Regions from separate parts of the Homo sapiens genome. Here region 1 is linked to region 2. A link is an interaction called in ENCODE POLR2A ChIA-PET data of the cell type or tissue named here. Cell type or tissue: A673. All regions are shown on one strand. Links, peaks and the distances in the headings refer to the core of each region. The heading gives the core; the rest is flanking DNA.

Evidence for each region. ChIA-PET counts read pairs that join two places held together with the same protein. Peaks named below come from ENCODE experiments on the same cell type or tissue, not always from the same donor. Only the 100,000 strongest peaks of a DNase experiment are listed, where the experiment ranks them.
Region 1: POLR2A ChIA-PET joins it to region 2 with 6 read pairs; 1 of 35 experiments calls an interaction of 5 or more read pairs at or near these places.

What each region holds. Positions count from the first base shown.
Region 1 is chr18:51,488,987-51,493,553 of GRCh38, forward strand. All of the region lies in intron 1 of LINC01630 (long intergenic non-protein coding RNA 1630), which reads left to right. Among named protein-coding and RNA genes, the nearest start is that of LINC01630, 99 kb to the left of the region's middle. In A673, for the core only: no CTCF peak of the experiment used is centred there; a DNase peak (open chromatin) is centred at 2,075.
Region 2 is chr18:52,608,115-52,612,681 of GRCh38, forward strand. All of the region lies in intron 1 of DCC (DCC netrin 1 receptor), which reads left to right. Among named protein-coding and RNA genes, the nearest start is that of DCC, 270 kb to the left of the region's middle. In A673, for the core only: no CTCF peak of the experiment used is centred there; a DNase peak (open chromatin) is centred at 2,537.

The DNA.
Region 1 (4,567 bases), core at 409-4,408, 1.1 Mb before region 2:
CATCCCAATCCCTCTTCACAGGGAGCCTCAGTCACTTGGCCCCTACAAATACCACACACCATCTCTTGGGTCCTCTTCCCCTGTAAGAACCTTTCCCCACATCATTTCTCCTTCCTACAGGTCTCAAACTATGCCTTTCTTAATGAATTTCAGGCAGCAGGTAATAGAATGAGAGCATTTTAGAGCTCAAGGGGACACTGAAAACAATGGGCTCCAATCTTCCTACATTGGATAGTTCACAGTGAGAGAACTTACCTTAGGTCAAACACCTCAGTGAATGTATAAGCTAGTTAAATGTCAGAGCTGGGCCTAAGCTCCAGGGCTGTTAACCCCATCCAGTACTCTTTCCACACCGACACCATATGACACACCTCTCCCTACATCCGAGTGATGGACAGAACAGGGAACCTTACTGGGAATGTTATGGAGAAAAGTGTTTCCAATTCCGACAGCAGTAGACCTGAACTGTTGACAAGGCTTCCTTGAAAAGATCATTCACTTGAATGCATTGGCTAACTCCCTTGAAGGAACAGCTTTGGGATGCCTCACTGGTCAGTGATTTGGCTTTTAATCTTCTCTGGGCCGTTCCTGATTCTTCACTGCATTCATCTCAGCCAGTCCAATGCCTGACACATAGTAGGCACATCACAAATTTGTGAGGAGTTAATGCATTGTTTTATCATTTATACAGGAGGGAGATATCCAATCCCTCTCTTTGGTTTTACAACCAGACTGCATTCATTTTGAAGAAGAATCCAGATGAAAAGAGATGTTAAAGACAGAGAAAAGGCAGAAGCAGAGTCTGTGTGCACTCATCTTCTGGTGTGTGTGTGCAATCAATGGGAGACACGGAGACCTAGAATTGGCTCCATACTCTCTGGCCCTCAGTAACACTGGAATGACAACTTCTCTGGACTCAGTGGCATGGCACCATTTGGGGAAAGAAAGTAGCTTTGAGGGAGGTGGGTGGACAGACAGCAGGGCCATGTTTTCTGAGGCAGCTTGTGGGAGAAAAGAACACCAGCTGGGACATGAAACAGTCCAGGAACCAAGAACACATGCTAAAAGGCATGAAAATTGGCAAGTATGGTGAAGATATGTTAGAGAAACACAGGGACACAGATGCATTGAGAGCTGCAAGACAATGGAGTTGGCCATCTCCCTCCTCCTGACTCCAAAGCAGCTGAAGCAAACACAGTCTTCTTTTGCTATAGATCTGAAGAGATGGCTACAGTGCAGAGTGTCTGTGGACTGAAGTAATAACCTGAGCTCCTTGGCCATCGAGACTCATGTACATCATCATTCTCTCAACTCAGTGAGAATTTTACAGAACCATGTTCCCTGCCCCAGAAAAATATAAACAAGGAATGCAGCAAACTCTATGTGGGAGGGAAGCTTTTTTTTCCCTAGTCATATGCCCTTTCCTCTTAGAACCAGAGCCTAAAGAAAGGTTTGAGTTTACCTGGTCTAACCTTCATTTTATAAGTGAAGATATCAAGGTCTAAAGAAAGGACTGTGACATTCCCAGGGTCACGAAACCAGCAAGAGATGGAAACAGTAGTCAAAACCAGGTCTTCCTGTTTGAAACCGCATGCACTTCTAAGTCTAGCAGTAACCTCACTGCAGCTTCCGCTGGGCATCTTGGGGTTCAAGGTCAACATGTAAACCATTGTGAGCATCAGTGCAATGCTGCACAAGATGGTCACCAGTGTTCTTTGCAGAATGACAAATCAAGCCCTAGTTTCCTTGTGTTGTTTCACTTGCTTATTCCAAGCCCTCTTTCTTGGTGTCTGGTTTCCTCTTGTTCCATGCCTGCCTCATGCAGTCTCTAGTATCTGAATGCCCAGGGAATGTGTCCACGTGGCCAGCCTTCCTTCTCTTGAAGTGTCTAGAAGCCACTTTTTCCTCTGAAACTTGGGTTATGGTTCAGAACTTTTATTTCTCCCCAGCAAAGCGGCACTCCACTACATGGTTTGAGCAATTTACCAGGTTGCATGAATGATTTGCATTTAACCCTACAAGAATTAAGCCTGTTAGCCCTTCTGACTCATTCATTGGTATGCTGTCTACTTCGCTGGTGCATCCTTTCCAATTATCCCTCTCTTATGTCCTAAGGGCTGGGAGGGAGGAGGCAACAACTTGGCACAAGAGAACAACTCCTGGTGTAGTTGATGGTGAGGCAGGGGTAGGGGAGCATGCATTACTAGGTTCCCTTTTTATCCCTTGAGTCTCTAGTGTTCCCCGGGTTCCTTATGCCCACCTACTTCATTTTAGGTACAACTAATGTCTAGTGAATCCTTCCTTGAGCAGTGTCTGGGAGTCACAGACACATTGTCTTATCCATTCTCTCTACTTGGGATACAGGCTTTATCCCCCATACTGCAGGCTTAGAAAAATGAGGTGCCCTGTTAATAAAAGAAGTGGGATTTTCACTAAGGTTGAAGTCTACTGCACTTCTTAGGGCACGATTCTGCCTCCCCAGATCAAGTGCTTTTTGGCCTTGCTTCTTCTTTGATTCTCGTAATGAATTCTCCTTTTCAAAATTACTGGCTGGGACATTGACTTTTTGTGGGTGAATGATGTAACCTTGCTTATTCTAAAGGGAAAATTGAGTAAGAGAGAGACCATCTGATTTCAGTGTGTAGTGCAGTGTTAATGGTAAATACTAACCTATAGAATCATCATCATCTTGCCTGACCTCCCAGAAGTGCTTGGAAAGGGAATTTGTGGGTTAATTAGAAAAAGCATTGCATAGATGTTCAGCATTGTTTTTGTCTGCGATGAACTGAATGACCAAGGGGACTACCCAAGCTAGCCCTAGGAAGGCAAGTTGCTGGGTCAGCCTGACATAGATGGCTGTGGCTGATGGAATTCAGCCAAGACAATGGCCCTGCCTCCCTCTCTAACTACAAGGCCCTGGGACAGATTCAGGAGCTTAATGGGAAACACCAGCGTGGAGCTTGTAGCACCGTGCAAAGAACACAGGCTAGAATCCAGAGACCTGGATTCTCTCAGGCCACTGGAAATGTCTTTCCCAGGCCCGAGTTAGGCTATATAGCCTTTCCACTTCTCACATTCTAGGTTTCTGTAGCTGTGGTCTCTGTTTCATATCACAGATTTAAAAAATGCTTGAGCTAGTATTCACCTCTTCCTTTAGTGTTTTCCTCAATAGGTCAAACATTTTCACATGATACCCTTTCTAGACCCAAACCCTCTGCTCTCAAATACCAACTACTGAACTCTGCCATGGCAGCCAAATATAGCCATAGACAATATGTAAATGAATGCAGGTGGTTGTGTTCCAACAGAACTTTATTTATGGGCACTGGCATTAGAATTTTATGTAATTTTCACATATAAAATATTATTCATCTTTTGCTTTTAAAAATTATTTTAAAGTGTAAAAAGCCATACTTAGCTCTTGGGATCTACAAATACAGGTGGTGGGCTGAATTCAGCCTGCAGTTTTCCAAACTTTGATTTAACCCACAGCAATGGGGCACCTGGCTATAATCTCTAGGCACCATCATAAGCTATTAGTTCCTGCATTTCTGGAACTTTCTGGAACTGGTGGCTGCTCTTAGCTTCTAGAGACCTCTAGTCCTTCCACGCTGCTACGCCTCAGAGCCAGCAATGGACATCGACTCCTTCTCATGCTTGGAATCATTCCACTTTCCTCTTCTGACACATCTCTTTGGTTTCAGCCAGAAAAAATTATCTGCTTTTAAGGGCTCACGTGGTTATACTGGGTCTACCTATATAGTCCAGGAGAATTTCGTCATCTTAAGGTCCATAACTTTACATCAGCAAAGTTCTTTTGCAACATAACACAACGTACTCATAGGTTCCAGGGATTAGGGTATAAACATCTTTGAGAAAATGTTATTTCACCTACCACAGTGCATTAGGAAACCTAAACCACTGGACAGAGATGACATATATGCCAAGATACCTCTTCTTATGAAGCTATTCCTTATCTTCCCAACCTACTCCCTCATCTAAACTCTCATAACGGTTTGTCCTAAGCATAGCTTTTTTTTTTTTTTTTTTTTTTTTTAGATAGGGTAATGGGTCATGCTCTGTCGCCCAGGCTGGAATGTAGTGGTGCAATCTTGGCCCACTGCAACCTCTGCCTCCTGGGTTCAAGTGATTCTCCTGCCTCAGCCTTCCCAGTAGCTGGGATTACAGGCATGCACCACCATGCCTGGCTAATTTTTGTATGTTTAGTCGAGATTGGGTTTCACCATGTTGGCAAGCATGGTCTCGAACTTCTGACCTCAGGTGATCCGCCCGCCTCAGCCTCCTAAAGTGCTGAGATTACAGGCATAAGCCGCCGTGCCCAACCCTAAGCATTACTCTTGATGTCTGTGTTGGTTTTTGCTCCTTATTACTTTTCTGCTTCAAGTTACTGCATCCCTTTGTGAAGCAAATTCACTGTGCATGAGTTTCCAACTTCTCTGAGTCTGGTGAGACAAAATATAGTCACATGTGACAAGTTATATGAAGGGGAATTATTAGTTACAGATGTGAAGCAAGAGAAAACAGAATCCTAGGATTCATTGTGAGC
Region 2 (4,567 bases), core at 293-4,292:
TCTGCCACCCTAACCTCTCAACTTCTGTGTCTGTGTATCACTTACCATTCCCTTTATAAAATCAGGAGTCAGCATTTCTAATACTCTGTTTTAAGTAGTAGGAGTTCCGTCCCACAAATATTAATGAGCATCATGTATGTGCAAAGCAATGGAATTTGGGGATAAATACACAACAGACCTTGTTTTGAACACCTTATATTCAGCTTGAAATCTTTACATATAAACAATAGATGCTAATAGTGAAAGAGAAGCAGAGAGAGGAGAGTTTGGTTTTTGAGACCACTGAGGACCTGGCCTTCCCAAAGGGGACAGAGAAGTGTTCTGGAGAAGACGCTCTCTGAACCAATTCCTAAAGAAAGAAGGAGATTTATCCACTTGGAAACGAGAGGAGGGGACCTCTAGGCAGAGAGTATGGTGTGAGTAAAGATATAGTAGTGTGAAAGAGATTACTGGAAGTTAATTTCCCAGAGATTTGATATTACTTGTGGGTACATAAGAACCACATAGGAGAAGTAGTCAAGAACCTGCTGTTAGAAGGCACTGAGTGCCAACTTAAGGAACAATAATTTTATAGGTAAGAAAGATGCCATTTCTGTCATGTCTAGAAAGCAGGCACTTTTATCCTTAAACCTTGCACTATGAACTGGCCTAGGTAAACATACATTCTCAAATTTGCCTGAGGGAGTGATAATTTCTAAAACTAGGAGAGTGGGATGTAAAAACCAAACTTGGCTTCGTGTTGCCATCTGCCCTGAGATATGTGCACAACTCACATAATTTCCTTACATCAAATTCTACCATCAGACAATTGTCCGTATTTTCTCAGGAAAATGAATTCCTGTGGGTCCAGCAAATCCCATAAACTCCAGTGAGTATTTGAAGCAAGCATCCAACTCAGACTGAGAGTCAATGCAACATGTTTCAGTAAAATGTGAATCCAGGCTCACACAGATTGAGACATATTACTTGTAAATGTAAATAAATATAAAGGTGTGCTTTTCTATTTTTTGACAGGAAGGAATATTTGATTCATATGTTTAATATGCTTTGCCTCTTTTGCCGAGGTACAACATAAGGAAATGCTATTCATCATACAGAGAAATTTCAGAAACAAATTTCTTAGAAATAGGAACAACCGATCAGAGAGTGAAAGGCGAAAAAAAGTGAATACGATTTATCTAAGGGGGAAATTTAGTTGTGTTGACAATTCTGTGTGTTCAGTAGTTTGGAGGTGTTAGGACTGAGACAGACGAACAGAGGTTTTGATCTTATTACAATATAGCAGCTAGTATGCCGGGTGGCTTAAGCAACATTCACTCCATTTGTAATTAACATGTATTAAGCATCCTAAGGCTTGGCTGTAATGTTGGATTGGGTCTGGGGCAGGCAGCTTCTTCGTTGGATGGAGCTGGGTGTTAACATGGCCAAGATTATTTGCTTGGCACCTATAAGGACCAACTTTTACTGATGATATATTCTAGAATTTCTGGGGCATCTTGATTTTAAACATTCCTCTCTGTTATTACCTCCAGCACAACTTTGCTGTAGAATTTTCAATCTATTATATGCTGTGGAATTCTGATTACTTCTTATATCTGGACGGGGACCTGAAAAAAAAAAATCTTTGTCAAATTATGTGTTCTGAATTTTGGTTTGGAAATTATAGGATAAAAAATGCTAGAAGATATAGATGACTCAAATATCTTGAACTGAACTATCTTACAAGAAAAGCCCATAAAACAGGAGCTAAGTTCATGGTATGTTGATGATATCACTGTATAAGGTAGGAGTGACAGCCTTATTGTCTGGATTTTAAAGGATTTTTATCTTCAAAAGGGTAAAATAGGTTAAATGTACTGGTTTCTAAAAGAAATATTAACAAATGTTTATTTTCTTTGCTTTTAAAATACCATCTAAGACTGGGCGCGGTGGCTTACACCTGTAATCCCAACATTTTGGGATGCTGAGGCGGGTGGATCGCCTGAGATTAGGAGTTCTAGACCAACCTGGCCAACATGGCAAAACCCCATCTCTCATAAAAAAAAAAAAAAAAAAAAAAAAAAAATATATATATATATATATATATATATATATATATATATATATATATATAAAATTAGCCAGATGTGGTGGCAGGCGCCTGTAATCCCAGCTACTTGGGAGGCTAAGGCAGGAAAATTGCTTGAACCTGGGAGGCAGAGTTTGCAGTGAGCCGAGATGACACCATTGCACTCCAGAATGGGTGAGAGAGCGAGACTCTGTCTCAACAAAAAAAAAAAAAAAAAAAAAAAAAGAAAAAGAAAAAGAAAAAAAAAAACACCTAAAATACCTTTGGAAATACTATTTTCTGTGGGGGAGAGTTGGTGTATACTGGGTAAGACTGACCATAAAACTAAAGGTTAGTTTTATTCAAGGATAATTCAAGGATAGACAAACTCCTTTCCATAGAAAAATATACAGCAGAACAATCGTTGAAATTGACATGGACCCCTCTACACAGGGAATTGGCAGCCTTTCTCCTAAAGGATCAGAAGTAAATATTTTCGGCTTTGTGAGTCATGCCGCTTTGGTGACAGCCCTGCTATTACTGTCTGAAAGCATCTAGACAATATGTAAATGAATGGGTGTGGCTATGTTTCAATAAAATCTTATTTATGGGCCCTTACATTTAGATTTCATATAATTTTTTAAGTTACAAAATCTTCTTTTGATTTTTTTTCTACCCATTTACAAATGTAAAAAAACATTATCAGTGCATAGCTATATGAAAACAGGTGGTGGGCTAGATTTTCCCCAAAGGCTACAGTTTGCTGACTTTTAAGTAGTGTAAATTTTGGCTTTCTTTCTCATGTTCCTTCTGTTCAGTTTTAGAATTTTCCCCTTTTGACAGAGATTTAGGAATGTTTGTTGCCAAAGTGGTTAGAATAAATAGTGGTAAAATGTTGTAGGTATGTTTAATCAGTTATGTTTTGTTTTTAATTCTCACTTTTATTTTCTCCACCTATAAACCTTCAGTGACCCCCCCCTCCTGACAACCACATCTTGTATCAGTCACTGTAAACTTCTGCTGATTTCAGCTCACAGGGTGTCTTTCCCAGGTGTGTGCCTATACCCCGCACCTGGAAGAAAACTCCCTCCCTGCCATCTTTCCTCTGAATAGTTCTTAGGAGTTCATCAAGGTCCCATTCAGTTCTCACATCTAGTAGAAATCTTTATAGCCATTCCCTAACATACTGATAGGTACAAATATATAGTTTTGTACCTAATTTTTTATACACTCTCACACATGTTTTTCAGTACTCCGAGAGGCAGATGAATTCTTTCATTAATACATTGATTAATTTTTCAGTTGCCCCTTGATACAAAGCATGTGTCTGAGCAGGTGCTGGTGGGTAAAATGTCCTGACTGGCTGATGTATGCAGAGATAGTCCTCTTCCAAAAACTGTAAGTAAACTGTCTTTTAGATCTTCATGTTGGGTGTCTCCTATTAGCTTTATTGAAGAATTACAAACAGCAACAGACAATAAATAGTTCAGTAATTCAAATCTACTTTAGAATTCCCATTCTGACACTAACTGCTTGATTTTAGAAAAGTTAAGTAAACTGTTTCAGCCTCAATTTTCTCATCTGTATAATAGGATCACTGATTTCTACCTTGCAAATGGACAGAATAAATTACATGATATACTACATGGTTTATAATGGGTACTCAGAAATGGTAGCCATTATTAGCTTACTTCAGTGTGCTGTGGGGTAGTATGGGAATATGAAGAATATAAATGATTACATATGTGATTTAGAAACACAAAAACTTTGGCATGAAGTAGACAATAAACTAGAGGAGAAAACAGAGATAGGTTTTGGCATTGGATTTTTTTAAATAAGTATATGCTTTTCCCTACAAGATTTTATTGGGAGTTGAGGCATTCATCCACACTTCTGTGGGTTGATGACTCTCCTGTTGATATGCTTACCCAGAATTTCACTCCAAACTGACATACCCCAATACTTACTCAATTTCTCTTCAGATCTCTCGAAATTAATCTGGTATAATTTGCTCTTATCTTTGCAACAAGCCCCTTCCTGCTCTAGTGTCTTTGGCTCAGTCAGGTGATGCCACCCTGCACTCAGTTATTCAATCCAGAAACGTGGGGTTCTTGCCTCCTCCATCTTCCTCATCTCTCCCCCCATCCCCTGCCAACATGCCCAATTAATCACAAGGTTCCCATCAGTTCTCCTCTTAACTATATTCTTATCATTTTGTGGTCATCACTCATACCTACTCTTGCCTTCTACAAAATTCATTGCTCCCACTATAGTCAGAGTGGCTTTGATTTTTTTTTTTTCATTTTTAGTACAAAACTGGCCATATCAATCTCTGCTTAAAACCCTTCACTAAAGTTTCATGGCTCTTAGGATGGAGTGTAAATTCTTCAGTTTGACTGAGCAGGCATTAACATGACTGAACCCCTGCCCTCTCATCAGCCTCTTCTTATCTCACACTCTGTCTTGCTCTCTGGACTCTAGACATACTTGTCTTATTTTATTACTTCTGTTTCTAGAGCC